2 separate regions of the Homo sapiens genome follow, and region 2 is linked to region 1. A link is a loop called in an ENCODE intact Hi-C map of the cell type or tissue named here. Cell type or tissue: mammary epithelial cell. All regions are shown on one strand. Each heading gives the region's core, and the rest is flanking DNA. Links, peaks and the distances in the headings are about the cores only.

Region 1 (8,309 bases), core at 194-8,193:
TTAAAACTCAGGTTTGCACTTAAGATTAGATTAAGTTTTAATGTCATCCCACCTACGTTTATTTTTCCAAAGAGTGTCAAAGAAGCCACAGTTGAGGAAGACAGACATGGAAAAAAGAAGGAATAAATAAGCACAAGAATTTCATCTGCGAAGGAAATGAAGAAATGTGGGTATAGTTACTAGCATATAGAACTGGCTAGAAGAAAATAGATTAGAAATCTACTAAATTTTTGAGGAATCATATTCCCAAAGTAATCAAAAGCTAGATCTTAAAACAAAACAAAAAGAAATGAAGCAAAACAGCTTTCCAAGAGCCTTAAACCACACTTGGTTAGAAAGTGAGCTGATTCTTCCAATCCACAGACATGGAATTTTTCATTTGTTTGTGTTATCTATGATTTCTTTCAGAAGTGCTTTATAGTTCTCCCTGTAGAGATGTTGTATATTCTCCCTTTCGCCTCCTTGATTATATGTATTCCTAGTTATTTTTTTTTCGGTGGCTATTGTAAATGGGATTCCATTTTTGATTTGACTCTCAGCTTGAACCTTATTGATGTATACAAATGCTACTGATTTTGTACATTGTTAAATTGCCATACTGCCCAAAACAATCTACAGATTCAACACTATTCCTTTCAAACTATGAACGCAGTTTCTCACGGAATTAGAAAAACCTATTCTAAAATTCATATAAAACCAAAAGAGAGCTCAAATAGATAAAGCAATCCTAAACAAAAAGAACAAAGCTGGAGGCATCACATTACCTGCCTTTAAGCTATATTATAATGCTACAGTAACCAAAACAGCATGATACTGATACAAAAACAGACACGTAGACCAACGGAACAGTATAGAGAACCCAGAAATAAAGCTGTACACCTACAGCCATCTAATTGTTGACAATGTCAACAAAAATGACGAACATGTAAGGAGCTGTCTATTAAATAAATGCTGCTGGGATAGCTGGCTAGCCACGTGCAGAAGAATGAAACTGGACCTCTATCTTTCACCACCTGCAAAAATTAACTCAAGATGGATTAAAGATTTAAATATAATGTCTCAAATATAAGAATCCTAGAAAAAAACATAGGAAACACCATTCTGGACATTGGTCTTGGGAAAGAGTTTATGAGCAAGTTCTTAACAAGAATAGCAACAAAAGTAAAAATTGACAAGTGGGACTTAGTTAAACTAAAGAGCCTCTTCATAGCAAAAGGAACTATCAACAGAGCAAACAGACAACTTACTCAATGGGAGAAGATATCTGTAAATCATCTGACTAAGGTCTAATATCCTGAATCTAAAAGGAACTTAAACAACATAACAAGCAAAAACCAAATAATCACATTGAAAAGTGGGCAAAAGATATGAACAGACACTTCTCAAAAGAAGACATAGGAGTGGCCAAAAAACATGAAAAAATGTTCAACATCACTAATCACCACAGAAATGTAAATCAAAACCGCAATGAGATACCCTCTCTCACCAGTTAAAATGGCTATTATTTAAAAAGTCAAAAAACAGCAGTTGCTGGCAAGGCTGTGGAGAAAACAGAACATTTATACACAGTTGATGGGAATGTAAATTAGTTCAGCCATCGTGGAAAGCAATTTGGAGATTTCTCAAAGAACTTAAAATGGAGCTACCATTTCACCCAGCAATCCCATTACTGAGTATATATACAAAAGAAAATAGATTATTCTACCAAAAAGACACATCCGTTTGTATGTTCATTGCTGTGCTATTCACAATAGCAAAGTCATGGAATCAAACTAGGTGCCCATCGACAGTGGACTGGATAAAGAAAATGTGGTACATATACACCATGGAATGCTACATAGCCATAAAAAAGAATGAAATCACATTCTTTGCAGTAACATGGATGGAGCTGGAGGCTGCTATCCTAAGCAAATTAATGTGAGAACAGAAAACTACATACCACATGTTCTCACTTACAAATGGGAGCTGAACCTTGGGTACTCATGGACATAAAGATGGCAACAATAGACACAGGTGAGTAACAGAGTGAGAAGAGACAGAGGGGGTTAAGGGTTGAAAAACTGCCTGTTGGTTACTATGGTCACTATCTGGGTAATGGACTCATTTGTATTCCAAGCCTCAGCATCACACAATACACCCATGTAACAAACCTACAATTGTATACCCTTGTATTAGTCCGTTCTTGCATTACTATAAAGAACTACCTGAGACTGGGTAATTTATAAAGAAAACAGGTTTCAATGACTCACAGTTCCATAGGCTGTACAGGAAACATGTCTGGGAAGGCCTCTGGAAACTTATGATTATGGCAGAAGGCAAAAAGGAAGCAGGCACATCTTCACATGGCAGAGCAGGAGAGAGAGCAAAGGTGGAAGTGCTACACACTTTTAAACAACCAGATCTTGTGAGAACTCACTCACTATCATGAGAACAGCAAGGGCAAAGTCTGCTGCCATAATTCAATCTCCTCCCACCAGGCCCCTCCTCCAACATTGAGGATTATCATTCCACAGGAGATTTGGATGGGGACACGGAACCAAACCATATCGACTCCTGAATCTAAAATAAAAGTTGAAATTATAGAAAAGAAAAAAATAAAAAACTTAAAAAAGAAAAGTGAGCTGCAAAGCTTACCTAACCAAGAAGGGCGCAATCCACAATGCACACTTGAGGTTTGATTATAGAGAATAGTACTAAGAAAAGGACAATTCTACGGGTGGCAGAACAACGAATAGGAAAGTTAAAAGGAGTTCCTTTCAGAGAACAGAATCAATACCTTAAAAGGAACTTCTACCACTTCTGGTATATTGGAGTGGGAAGAGTGTGGCTTCACAATGCCTGCCCAGTTGGATTTCAGAGTACTAAGGCCTAGTGGCTGCCATGTGTCACCATTATCTTCCTTTGAACATGGTAGTTTTGATTTAGCTCTCCTGTACCTGCATTGCCATTGGATGCTGGGTAACAGGAAGAAATGGCCCATTTGTTTGTTTCATAATTTGCTGAACAAAAGGAGCCATAGGAAAATGTAATGGAGAGAATTTCATGTCATCTAGAGATCCTAGATTTTGAGCTGATGGGGACCATAAGGCTTTTTTTCCTTACGGGATTGTGTTCTGCTTATGAGACAAAGGAGCAGATGGATATTTGAGAACAAGAAGGCTATTCTGTGGCTGAAGCTTGAGGAGCTCACCCAAATCTCTGTCTTCCTCTTATTTCTAAGCACAGCAGTAAACGACATTTCTTAACTTTGTGAGGTTGACAGGGCTATGTGACCAAGTTCTAGCCAAGTCCATAAGAACTGAGGGGATACATGCCATTTCTTGTTCCAAGTGGATAAGTGCAGGGACACCTTCTCTATATTCAGTCTATTTCCCTGTTCTTGTGCTTGGATTCATAAAGCACAGCACTCAGAGATAGTGAGACCATAGGAAGGAAGGACTGTGTGTCTTCATGACTATGTGGAACAAAGACTTTACAAACCCATATTGGACTTTTATATGAGTGGAAAGTAACTTTTACTTGATGGAGCCCCAACAATATAGGGGGTGTTGTTATAGCAGCTGACCTATGCTGACTAATAATCGCATGATTACAACACTTTTTTTTCTGCTTGGTTAATTGGTTAGGTGCTAGAGGCACTTATATTTGGATATGATGGTAGATTTTACCTACTAATTAAACAAAAAAACCCTTAGGGCAATACAACATTTAGGGCAAATATTTTTCATATAGGCTTTGTAATTTTAAATAATGCAATCAAGTAAAAATGCCGTGATCAAAAATATCACAATTTCTTGAGTTATACCAATGGCATGTAATTTTTTTATTATTTCATTTTGCATCCTAAGAAAAAGAATCTCTTTTATGCTACTGCAGAACAACTTGCTTTGTCTCCCAGTTACATACAAGAGCAACCTATTTTTCCATCAATATAAAAATATATGCATATATATATGAATACACTGTTGATAACTCTATCTTGTTTAATTTGACTTGAAACATGTTGATACTACAGGGAGAGGGGTGAGGGTGGGTTTTACAGTTCTCACTTCCATGGTTCCCACCTATGTGAAAGAAACAGTCTCCAAACTGGATCAGCTTTTGTGCATTACTCTGTGAGGACTCCAGATCTTGTGTGTGTGGTTGTATATGTGTGTATGTGTGTTTGAATGAGGGGTGGGGTAGGGAGTGAAGTATATCCCTCCAGGGCACTGTAAATGCCCCTGGCAAGCACCTTAAATCCCCTTTGTTCTGTTTCAGGTCCAGAGTTGGCACTCAGAAACTAGAAATGACTAACTGAGATAAAGAACGGAGTCTGTGCATCTTTGGAGGTGTTTGGAAATCTAGGTTGTAGATATCAGAGAAATGAGTGAGAAGGAGCAGGTTAGCATATGTAGGAACAACATTACTTGAAATAAACAGGAATTGGCTGGTAAGTTAGCAGTCTAAAAGCCAGATTTGGAGAGAAGGCAATCAGGATTAGTGAGTCAGAGTCAGCTTAGACAAGTGCTAACTAAACTCTAGCATGACTCACTGAGTTGCAAGAGGAGAGCCCTTTTCCAGCCCTGGATGCCCAAAGCAACAGCCTCTAGGTGGCATTACACAACCTCCCATAGGCAGCCCAGGAATGCTTGTGGGGGCAGCCCTTCACCCTCCTAATGTGAGCATCAGATGCCTTCTGGACAAAGCCCTTCTTCACCAACTCATCTCTGTGTACAGCTCCCGCTTCACGAGGGAAAGGAATGAAGTTGTAGAGTCAATGACACACAGTCAAGAGTGGAATTGAAAGTGAATTTAATGGGGGTATAAGGGAGCTGAATCATTTGCTTTCATCTTAAGTCTCTCTTCAGATGAATTCTGAGCAGCTGAAAACTAGCTCTGGTACTAAGACCTTCAGCTTCATTCAGAGACTCAGAGTGTGTAGGAAAGAAAGCTTCATAGCACATTCTTTTTTGGGGGAGACAGAATGCTAATTGCAAGGCAAATGGGACTCATACGCAGAATGGGATAGGGGATTCAGCATCTGGTGGCCGGCTCCTCAAGGGCATGGCTGTGGACCACATTACTTCTGCTTGGTCTTCTGCTGGGCTGGTGCTGGAGTGACTATTGAAGGGCAGGGCTCAGGCACCTTGGGGTGGCATGGCTCTGGAACCTTGGGCTGGCAGGGCTCGGGCACTTTGGGGTGGCAGGGCTCAGGCACCTTGGGGTGGCAGGGCTCCTTGGTTTTGGGGATGCATGGTTCCTGAGGTGGAGGCTGGCAAGGCTGTTTCACCTGCTGCTGCTGAAGCTGAGGGGGTGGGGTGCAAGGCTGCTTCTGCTGCTGGGAACTCATGCTGCAACAGTGACTGGTCCTGGACACAGAACAGATGATTTAAGCAGAGAATAATAGGGAAGAAGCCATGGTGAATACCACTTCTGGTCTCTTAAAAAGCTATGTTCTTTCCCCTTCTTGACCACAAAGAATACTTAATTTAATTTCTGAGCCTTTGAAGAAGAGGAACCTAAAGATGATTTGCTCTTGCTCCACTGGAGCAGGGCCTCTCCTGGTGCTCTCTTTCTTCCTACACAGCACAATAACAGGCTTCTAGCAGGAATATGAGACTCATAATACTGGACCATTGGAAATGTGAGGTTCTTTGGAAAAAAAAAACCCTAACAAATTAAATCTACTCACTCATTTCTGATAAATAGCATGGCTTATCATCTATTGTATAACTCTGACCTCTCTAGAACCCCAAGCAATCCCACCTGTGGCCTGGCTCAAGTTCTCCTCTGTCTTAAATGTTTTCCTTGTTCCTACTCATTCAAGCACTAACCAAACTCCACAGATCGCTTCATATGGGACTTTTAGTGGCTTCTCTAGAAAAAACCTTCCAGAAATCTCTCTATTCCCAAACTGTCACAGAACTTGCCCTAATCACCTGGCACTGATAAGTTACTGTTATACAATGCATTTTAGCTCTTATTTCCTGATTAAATTGTAGTATCATAGATGCTTAAATTATTTCTTTGCAAACAAATTGCCAAATATAGTAAGCTCTCACAAAAGTATCTGTTGAAAGAATAAAATTCTCTGTATTAAAATTATAAATAAGAAGGAATTATAATGCCAGGGTAAGTGCTGTGGACCTGGGTTCTAGTCATTATCCCATTACAAACTTACTATGGATCCTTGAATAAACCAACCCCCTTCTTGCTGACACAGAAAGAGTGAATGAAGAACTGATAATGTCTAAATTCTCTTCAAGCCTACAGTATGAACACTTTTAAAATGAAGATATTCCTAGAGGTTATAATTCAGTTGAACAGTCTGCATGGCTATGATCAAATTCAATAATGAGGGAAAAAAATACCAAGAATGCCAAGGAGACTCTAATAAAAATTAAATACCTAGAATGGATGCTAAAGAGTTCCAAGTAAAGAGACTCACCTGGTGTGAAGAGAGGAATACTCTGTATGGTCCCTTAGAACTGGTGTAGTGTTCCCAGCCAACTGGCTTTTTATGCATGGAACAAGCCCTGCCTCAAGGAAACAGGATCCATCTGGGCTGCTGTGCCTACATTCCTTACCTGTCAGATGTGATTCACCCCTCTTCCCTCACCCACCTGTTGACTCAACTTTTGTGATGAAACTTGTGGCACTTGCTGTCTGACAAGGATGTCACCTGGGCTTTATCCCCCTGAACACCCTTTGCTCCCAGGTGTAGTGTTTACAGGAAGGGTGGTGTGGGCTGAAAGAGAGAGAAGGAAGACATTCTGGGGCTGCTGGAACCAGAAACTGTCCTATCTTCTGGAAGAGTCTAATCCTCAGCACAGGTGACACTTGTAGGGCTGTTTAATATATGAAGTGGATGTAGAGATAAACAATAGGTATTTCTGGTTATTCTGGGAGGCCAAGGGCATGGTGGCTAGGTGAAAAATAGTAATATTCTGTTAATCCATCACTCAGTATACTCGTGCCTGGCAGGGGAAAGGAAAAACTAAAATGATTATTTCGGTTCTAAAAAGCCTTTTCTCCAAGGAGGAACTCAGGGTAAACAACATAGGGGCAGGCTGACCTCAGTCTGTGAAGGAGAGTTCGGAGCAGTGAAACTCTGGGAAGAATGGTCACGTTCGGAAGCTCTGGAGCAACCTGGCCCTTTTAGTCCATCCATTTATTCTGTACATTGTGACAGTAGGCCCTGAAGACCCTGGCTATCATGGGGAATCCCTTCTCTGCAGCCAACATGGGAAGGAACAAAGGAGCTGGGATTCCCTGAGCCCTTATATCAAAGTTCACTCTCCTCAAGATAAGATGAAACTTAGGTCACTAATCCAGGTCTACCTGCAGTACACAACCTGTTGCAAGTGTGGTTTTTGGAAAATCCAAACTATCCTTCAAATCCAGGTGTCGGATGGTCCCTCCCTCATTATTTTCACTCATCTAAATGTTTGTAGAGCAACTGCTGGCTGCACAGCTGTGTCACCTCTCATGAACTTGAGCCCAGGACCAGCCAGCTACCACCAGAAGTTCCTCTGCTTAGCCATTGTTCTACCTTCCATCTTCACGTGATGCCTGGTGTGTAGTAGCTGCTCAGAGAATTGACAATTATAGAATAACTGAATGAATGGAAGGATGGAGAGATGGGTGGATGATGTTATTCGTGAAGAGACGCCAGAGGCTGTTTTGAGAATTATCAGGAAATTTTTTTATAGGGGAAATCCTTCCTTGTGGCAGGCCTCATGGTATAAGCTGAGAAAAGCTGTAAGAGCTTAGCAAGAGACAGATATTTCTGTCATTTTATCCATTATGATTTGGCTGTTGCCCCACCCAACTCTCAGTTTGAATTCCCACGTGTTGTGGGAGGGACCCGGTGGGAAGTAATTGAATCATGGGGGAAGGTCTTTCCAGTGCTGTTCTCATGATAGTGAATACGTCTCAAGGTATCTGATGGTTTTGGAAAAGGAGGAGTTCTCCTGTACAAGCTCTCTGTTTGCCTACTGCCATCCATATAAGATGTGATGTGCTTCTCCTTGCCTTCTGCCATGATTGTGAGGCCTCTCCAGCCATGTGGAACTGTAAGTCCATTAAACCTCTTCTGTTGTAAATTGCCCAGTCCCTGTTATGTCTTTGTCAGCAGCATGAAAATGGATGAATACATCCACTTATCTATTTCTCTCTCTCCTTGTTTAAGTAGTCACCTCACTTTGGTCTGTGGCCACTGTCATCACCATGCCTCTTGCATCAGTTGAGCTCTTTTCTAGACTTGGACACAAGCCTTTCCTCAAACCTGCTCCCTGTAGACCCTACGAAGGAAATTATAAGCACAC
Region 2 (8,309 bases), core at 190-8,189, 110 kb after region 1:
AAGTGCTTAGTTATCTAAAATCATATCATGGAAAGATATATATTTATATTTTGATTGTTTTATGTATGTAACTTTTTAAAGATCAGAGTGATCTGGGCAAGAAACCAGTGCTATCAGCCAGTATTGCATTTTGTTTACATGTAATAGAAATCCAACTAAACAAGGATTTTATTTTCATCATGTTACAGAAAGTTAGGATATAGGAAGTCCTTCCTTGTAGTTGCTCAAGGAAATCATGAAGGACCAAGTTTATTCTAGCTTCCTGCTCTGCCACCTTTAGCAAGTGGACAGTCCCCCTACCTCTCATAGGCAATGAACTTCTTCATATCCAAGCATGTGCTTAGGGCAGAAGAAAGGGATTGGTGAGAACAAAAATCACATGCCAGTGAAGTCTGTTCATCTTATATTAGGAAATAATAGCTCCTGCAAATGTCTTACTTGATAGGCTTCTACCACTGGAACTGCCTCACATGACTACCACTAGATAGAATGGAATCTGGCTTGATGAGTATTTTTAAGTGGATACATTTACTTCCTAAACAAAACCAATATTCTATTAATAAAAGAGAAAGGAAGAAAGATTCTTGTAAGGCAGCTAATATTTCTGTCACACAGAGAAAAACAAATTGATAATGCAGTACAAGGTTGATATTTTAAGGTAGAGATTTTTAGCTTGAGCATTTAGCATCCATTTGTTCTTTTAATGTAAATGTCAAACAAAATACAAAAATCGTATGTATAATTACCAAAAACTATTTAAAAGTAAATTTATAATTCACTCAATAGAGTAATATAGATTAAATAATTTTTGTAAAATTTAACGTGTTTTTGCTTTCAAAAAATACAAAAGATAAAAAAAGAATATACAGCTAAACAGTCTATATGGAAAAAACCATAAAAGTGTCAAAAGTAAGATGATGGCTTATGAAAATTACATTTTTACATTTATGGATGTGACCTGAATGTAAATGTAAGTAAATTGTAAATGTATTATAAATGAATGTAAAAACCAAAATAAAGTTGTTTATTGGCAAGATTGATTTAAAAAAAAGAAAATAACGGGTGCTAGGTGATATTTTGTTGTGGTTTTGATTTGCATTTTTCTGATGATTATTAATGTTGAGCATCTTTTTGTATACCTATTGGCCATTTGCATGTCTACTCAGGTTCTTTACCAATTTTTAAATAAAGTTATTATTATTTTTGCTATTGAGTTGTAAGAGTTCCTGATATATTTTTGATATTAACCCCTTATCAGATATATTGTTTGCAAATTTTTTTTCTCATTCTGTAAGTTGCCTTTTCTCTGTTGATTGTTTCCTTTGCTGTGCGTAAGCTTTTTAATTTGATGAAATAATAAAGCACACAAAAAATAAATGGAAAGACATCTGTGTTCACGGATTGTAAGACAATATTGTTAAAATGTTCATACTGCACAAAGCAATCTACAGATTCATTGCAATACCTATCAAGATCCCAATGGCATTTTTTACAGATATAGGAAAAATAGTCCTAAAATTTATATGGAATCACAAAACACCCCAACTAGCCAACACATTCCTTGGAAAAAAGAACAAAGCTGGAGGCATCACACTTCCTGGCTTCAAAATACATGACAAAGCTATTGTAATTAAAAGTGTGTTACTGGCATAAAAACAGACATATATATCAATGAAACAGAATGGAGGGTCGAGAAATAAACCCACACATCTATGGTCAACCAATCTTCAACAAGGTTGTCAAGAATATATGATGGGGAAAGAATAGTCTCTTCAATAAATGTTATTGGGAGAGTTGGATATCCACATGGAGAAGAATGAAACTGGGCCCTTATCTTATACCATACACAAATATAAACTCAAAATAGATTAAGGATTTATATGTAAGATCTGAAAGAGTAAAACTCCTGAAAGAAAACAAAGGGGAAAGCTTCATGACATTGGTCTTTGAAATTATTTTTTGGATATGACACCAAAAACACAAGCAACAAAAGTGAAAATAGACAAATGGAACTACGTCATATTGAGCACTTTCTAGGCACAGAGAACACAAGGTACATGTTATAAAACCCACATGGTCTTTTTTCTCCCAGAGCTTACATCCTGGTGGGGGAAAAACAGATGATAAGCACATACACGATCAAGTAACAAAAAACTAAATAACGTAATTTCAGATGAGTAATGAGGGCTATGAAGAAACTACGATGTGGTAATGTTTAACTAGGATGGTCAACAAGGACTCTGTGAAACAAAGACACAGAAGCAGGGCCTGAATGATGGGATATGGTCACACAAAGGTCTGAGGACAAAGGCAGAGGAAGAGCAAGTGCAAAGGCCCTAAGACAGGCAGGTCTTGGTGTGTTCAGCAAGGACTGTATGACTACAGCAGGGTGGATGAAGAGCAGGGACTTCCCAAAGCCAAGCAGGGACCACTCCCCCAGGGTATGGGGGCTGTGGAGAGATCTGAGCTTGTAGTGACTTGATCTGAGTTTTGTTTGAGAAATGTTGCTCTGATTGCTCCTGGAAGTTAGGCTGAACCAAGGCAATTTTTTTTTCCTTTTTTTCTTTTATTATTATACTTTAAGTTTTAGGGTACATGTGCACATTGTGCAGGTTAGTTACATATGTATACACGTGCCACGCTGGTGCGCTGCACCCACTAACTCGTCATCTTGCATTAGGTATATTTCCCAATGCTATCCCTCCCCCCTCCCCCAACCCCACAACAGTCCCCAGAGTGTGATGTTCCCCTTCCTGTGTCCATGTGATCTCATTGTTCAATTCCCACATATGAGTGAGAATATGTGGTGTTTGGTTTTTTGTTCTTGCGATAGTTTACTGAGAATGATGATTTCCAATTTCATCCATGTCCCTACAAAGGACATGAACTCATCATTTTTTATGGCTGCATAGTATTCCATGGTGTATATGTGCCACATTTTCTTAATCCAGTTTATCATTGTTGGACATTTGTCTTGGTTCCAAGTCTTTGCTATTGTGAATAGTGCCGCAATAAACATACGTGTGCATGTGTCTTTATAGCAGCATGATTTATAGTCCTTTGGGTATATACCCAGTAACGGGACGTCTGGGTCAAATGGTATTTCTAGTTCTAGATCCCTGAGGAATCGCCATACTGACTTCCACAATGGTTGAACTAGTTTACAGTCCCACCAACAGTGTAAAAGTGTTCCTATTTCTCCACATCCTCTCCAGCATCTGTTGTTTCCTGACTTTTTAATGATTGCCATTCTAACTGGTGTGAGATGGTATCTCATTGTGGTTTTGATTTGCATTTCTCTGATGGCCAGTGATGATGAGCATTTTTTCATGTGTTTTTTGGCTGCATAAATGTCTTCTTTTGAGAAGTGTCTGTTCATGTCCTTTGCCCACTTTTTGATGGGGTTGTTTGTTTTTTTCTTGTAAATTTGTTTGAGTTCATTGTAGATTCTGGATATTAGCCCTTTTTCAGATGAGTAGGTTGCAAAAATTTTCTCCCATTTTGTAGAACCAAGGCAATTTTTGAGGCTCCTGTCTTCTCCCTTACCTGGGATCCTTATCAGAACCCAGCGAGGGGAGCAGGATACACATGTATATTATAAATGTATATTCTAAACTTAGTCAAGAAGAAACTAGTGTTTAGTAAGGTAGCTATGATCTACTTACTCATGACAAATGCAGATCTCTTTGCCATGTATTGTACATCATGGTTTTTCTGGAAAAGTGCATCAATTTAAAAAGTATGTTTTTGTCCATCTAAGCACATTCAACTCTGTTAGACCATAGATGCCCATGTGAGATCCAGAGGAGAGGGTCACTGTAGCCACATGGCCTCTTGCCAGAGGACTTTCTCCTGATGCCTGTCTCCCTAGCAGTGCTTCTGCCTCAGACCAGTCCTACTGCATTTTAACATGAACTTCATCCTGTTATCCCACTGCTGCCCCTCAGAGTTCTTGAACAATCTGGTGCTGCCCTGCTGTCCAGTAAGAGTAAGCATGAGGCTGGCAGGATCTGTCTTTCCACATGGGCTGGAAATCATCCACTTACTTGATTTTCAGCTCCCTTATGCCTATTGCAAAAGAATTATGGAAGGACGTAGTGGATACAAAATATTATCAAGGTCAGCCTGCATCTCTATTTTATCTCCCTTGGCTTCCTGAGCTCCAACAAACTAAACCATTAATTCCAGTCACACCCACAGTGTCCCTCCAACCCCATCTAGGCCTAACTCAGTTCCCTCTGGGGCTCTGCTCCATCTTCTTTTGGTATTCATCCCCCAGTACCTATTCTTCAAAGCCCAGTTCATATACCATCTCCTTCAGAAAGGTGCATGAGCGTACCCTAAGCCTCTGTGGGATTTCCCACCTCAGTGCCCAAAGCATTGTATAGGCATGAGCTCTGGATTTGGACAACTGGGTTTGAATTTCAGTGGCTAGCTGGGTGACCTTGACCAAGCAACTTGTCCTTCTGAACCTCAGTGTCCTTGTCTCTCAGATGAGGAGGATAATCATACCAAATCATGGCATTGTTGCACCAGAAAGTTGAGATCATGCATGTAAAGCCTTTGACACTGACTGACGTGTGGCAACACTCAATAAATGGGGCACAGTTATTGTTAGTAAAAGTACTTTATGCATTTGTTTCATATCCTTGCTCTGTCTGAATCCTTCAGGGCACAAATTTCCTTATTCATCACCGTTTTCTTGGAGGTGTCTCACGCAGACCCTGGATGCCCAAGCTTTGCATTTAGGAGCCTCCCTCAGGTGAAGCCCTTTTCTCTCGGTCCTGCAATTCTACATCACAGCCCTAGAGGGTAGCAAGAGATCACAGATACTTTGGAAGGCTAGCAGGCATCCTGAGTGCTCTTCCTCTTGGCTAGCTTTTACCAGTGGTGAGCCACCCATTATAGCTTCTTGCTCAAACTGTATTTTTATTCCTTTGTGCTAGGAACATCCCAAAAGCAACAAGCCAAAGCCTATCATTGTAGTCCTTTGGGGCAACCTCCTCATTTCCCCACAGACACAGTTTGCTTTAGCTGGTAAGTTAATCAAAATCAGTTAGGATTTCCTAGTACAGAATATGTGCCCTTTACTGGGTTTCATTTTAAGGGATTAAATGGGTTCAAGAATGCAAAATGCTTTGAAAAATTCCTAACACATAAGAAAGAAGCAAAGTCTGTTTTCATGGTCTAATTAGACATGAGTAAAAGGCACAGAGGAAAACAAAAGGAACTTCTGAAATCCCAAATATGCTGTGTGAACCACTGCTTTCATTTGCTGAGCCCCTTTCGTGTGCTAGACACTAACCTAAGTACTTTGCAAGTGTTATTTAATAACGAAACCAATGCTGAAAGGTCAATATTTTTGTCTGCATTTTAATAATGAAGAAACAGATCAGAGATATGATGTAGCCTGCCCAGGATCACATAGAATGTAAGCAGAAGAGCTGGGTTCAATCTCAAGTGTGTGACTCCAGCAGACATCCTTTTAACCTCCACAGCAGTGCCTCACCTGGTCAGCTTGTTTTGTTTGCTTATAAATTATTTATTATTTTTATTATTTCCGTTACCTAGCAGAATGGTCCAAATGTTGATTTCTGAGGCATAAGAGCCAATGTTGTCCTTCCTATGTGTGATATTGTGGCATTACCGTAACTTTTACTCCTGGACAGGACAGTCTGGAGGAGATTTTTAAATGCTTGGAACTAAACAGTAGCATAAATATTGCATATCAGAACTCACTAGATATACAGAAAAAGCAATAAAAGTAAGGAGAATTAAGACTTTAAAAGTTTATATAAAATATGAAAGGCTGAAAATTAATGATCTAATACAGGAAAGTGGAATTAAAAAATAAATGCTAAAGAAAGTATATGTAGGCCGGGCGCGGTGGCTCACGCCTGTAATCCCAGCACTTTGGGAGGCAGAGGCGGGCGGATCACGAGGTCAGGAGATCGAGACCATCCCGGCTAAAACGGTGAAACCCCGTCTCTACTAAAAATACAAAAAATTAGCCGGGCGTAGTGGCGGGCGCCTGTAGTCCCAGCTACTTGGGAGGCTGAGGCAGGAGAATGGCGTGAACCCGGGAGGTGGAGCTTGCAGTGAGCCGAGATCCCGCCACTGCACTCCAGCCTGGGCGACAGAGCGAGACTCCGTCTCAAAAAAAAAAAAAAAAAAAAAAGAAAGTATATGTAAGAAAATACTAAATATAAAATGAAAAATTAATAAAATAAAAGACAAAGATATATTATATGAATCGACTAAGCCAAACCGATTCTTTGAAAAGGTGAAAAAAATAGTCAAAATTAAAAATGTTGACCAAGATAAAAAAGAGAAAAAAGTTAATATGGAAAGTTAAAAAAGGGTTGTAACTATAATTAAAACAGAAATTACAAAAAGAACCGAATTTGTAATAAATCTCAGACTTAAATGAGAAAGAGAAAACATTAGGAAGATTAATCAGTTGCTGTTGAACTTTCTTACTGTAGAGAGACTTTATTCAAAAGGATTATTGCAAGGAGGGAAATGGACCATTGCAATAGGAAGACACTCTGATTATAAGGTCCATAAATATCTCCTGTCAAACTTTCTAGATGTCTACAGTCTAACATTTTTTATGCCCTTCCTCCTGTTTTCTCAGCTCACCATTTTACCCAGGCTGTAGCTATGGCAACCACCTATGCTGAGGAGTATCCCACAGCACCTCACTTCAGCTGCACTAGGTGTCTCTCACATCTGCCCCAGGGCTCTTGACAGCCAGGCTGTGGAACACTCACAGCCGACTACTCAGTCATGCTGGTGGAAGCACAGGGTGGAAACGTGAGGAGGTTAACATCCTCCAGACAACCACTGGTTACTAGACATAGGAGTACACAGAGAGCAAGCATTCTTTTCAGTATCTCCAGCAAACAGTTCTAATATATGTTCTAGATGGCCCTTGGAAACTTCAGGGTGCGGTTTAGCCTGTTATCCACAGGAATACACAGCTCAACAGCACACCATTGGACTGACTTTCTCTCTCTATTGTTTTATTCTTCCTAGTGGCCCTGACTTCTGCTATTTGGGGTCACATCTCAAAATAAACTACTTGTACCTATTCACTTGTCGCAGACTGTGCTTCTTCAGGGAACCAACCTAAGACAGCTCTCTGAAATGTTTTAAAAGTTCTGCACTGCTCGTTACACTTTTAAGTTGAAGTCTTAATTTTTTTTTAATTATATGTGTAGTTACAAAGGATGCAGTTTTTATACTGTATATGTTAGTTCACTTCAATAAAATTATTATATTATTTTAAAGACATTTTAATGGTAATTTAAAACATATAAATGAACAGAATAGTAGAATAAATCACGTGTACATCAACTAGGTTTAATAACTTTCAAATTATGGACAACGTTGTTCATTTTATCTCTCTTACCACTTGCCTCCTACAGTGTTACTTTTAGCAAATCACAGACTCATGTCATTTCATCTCTTTATATCTATAAATACTTTTTTCAGTAGTTATGTTAAATATTATCACACCTTGAAAATACTAGCTAACATCTTTATACTAGGAAATATCCACTCAGTGTTCACATTTCCAATTATGCTACAAATCATTAATTTACTAATGACTTATTTGAAATGACATCAAAATAATGTAGATACATTTTTATTAATTAATACATCTATATATCTCTTAAGTTTATTTTGATCTAAAGGTTCCCAGTTTATTTCTTTTGTCCCTTTGCAATTTTTTATTAAAGAAACCATACTATTTGTCATATGGAGTTTTTCAGTCTGGATTTTGCTGACTTCATTCTCATGGTGTTGTTCAACACCACTTAGGTTTGGGTATCCTTTTGCTTTCATTTGTTTCTATCTGATGCTTCTTCAGATGAATGTGTTTGGCAACTGAATTTGCTATGTCCTCACATGCACAAAGCCTGAAGTACCAGATATTTTATGTCTCCCTGGAGTGGCCCTTAGCCAATGACTTACAGGTACGAGAGTATCACAGCCTAGCTTTCTTGTCTCATATCAATACAGCTTTTCTTTTACATTCCAGAGTTTTCTTGCAGAATCAGGATGAAGCTACCTGCACACATGTTTGCCCAAAATGACAATCTGGTTTCCTCTCCTTCTCTGTCCTGCTACTCCTATGCCCTAACTAGTTTCTCCTGGAAGTACTGCTTTAATAAGTTATACTGCAAATAAATCCTCATCTCAGGATGTGCTTCCAGGGAACCCAAACAATGACAGTTGGTAGCTGCAGTTCTAGGAAGATTCTAGTTGTGGGATTCTGGAGTTGGCTCCCCACAGAAGAGAAC

What was found. Hi-C counts contacts between places; a loop is a spot of excess contacts. Peaks named below come from ENCODE experiments on the same cell type or tissue, not always from the same donor. Only the 100,000 strongest peaks of a DNase experiment are listed, where the experiment ranks them.
Region 2: it touches region 1 in a loop (9-fold over the local background); 4 of 110 quality-filtered maps call a loop at or near these places.

Annotation. Positions count from the first base shown.
Region 1 is chr1:153,029,369-153,037,677 of GRCh38, reverse strand. It overlaps SPRR1B (small proline rich protein 1B), which reads right to left and starts at 6,475. Exons shown (of 2, transcript NM_003125.3): 1 at 6,431-6,475; 2 at 4,778-5,351. The coding sequence starts at 5,332. The coding sequence ends at 5,063. In mammary epithelial cell, for the core only: a CTCF peak has its summit at 4,598 (motif pointing right); DNase peaks (open chromatin) are centred at 4,527 and 6,577; H3K4me3 peaks cover 1,974 bases; H3K27ac peaks cover 2,534 bases.
Region 2 is chr1:152,922,787-152,931,095 of GRCh38, reverse strand. LINC01527 (long intergenic non-protein coding RNA 1527) reads left to right here. Exons shown (of 2, transcript NR_183723.1): 2 at 1-1,215. Among named protein-coding and RNA genes, the nearest start is that of IVL, 18 kb to the right of the region's middle. RefSeq lists silencers at 4,721-4,800, 4,811-4,860. In mammary epithelial cell, for the core only: CTCF peaks have their summits at 4,802 and 6,753; DNase peaks (open chromatin) are centred at 4,815 and 6,735.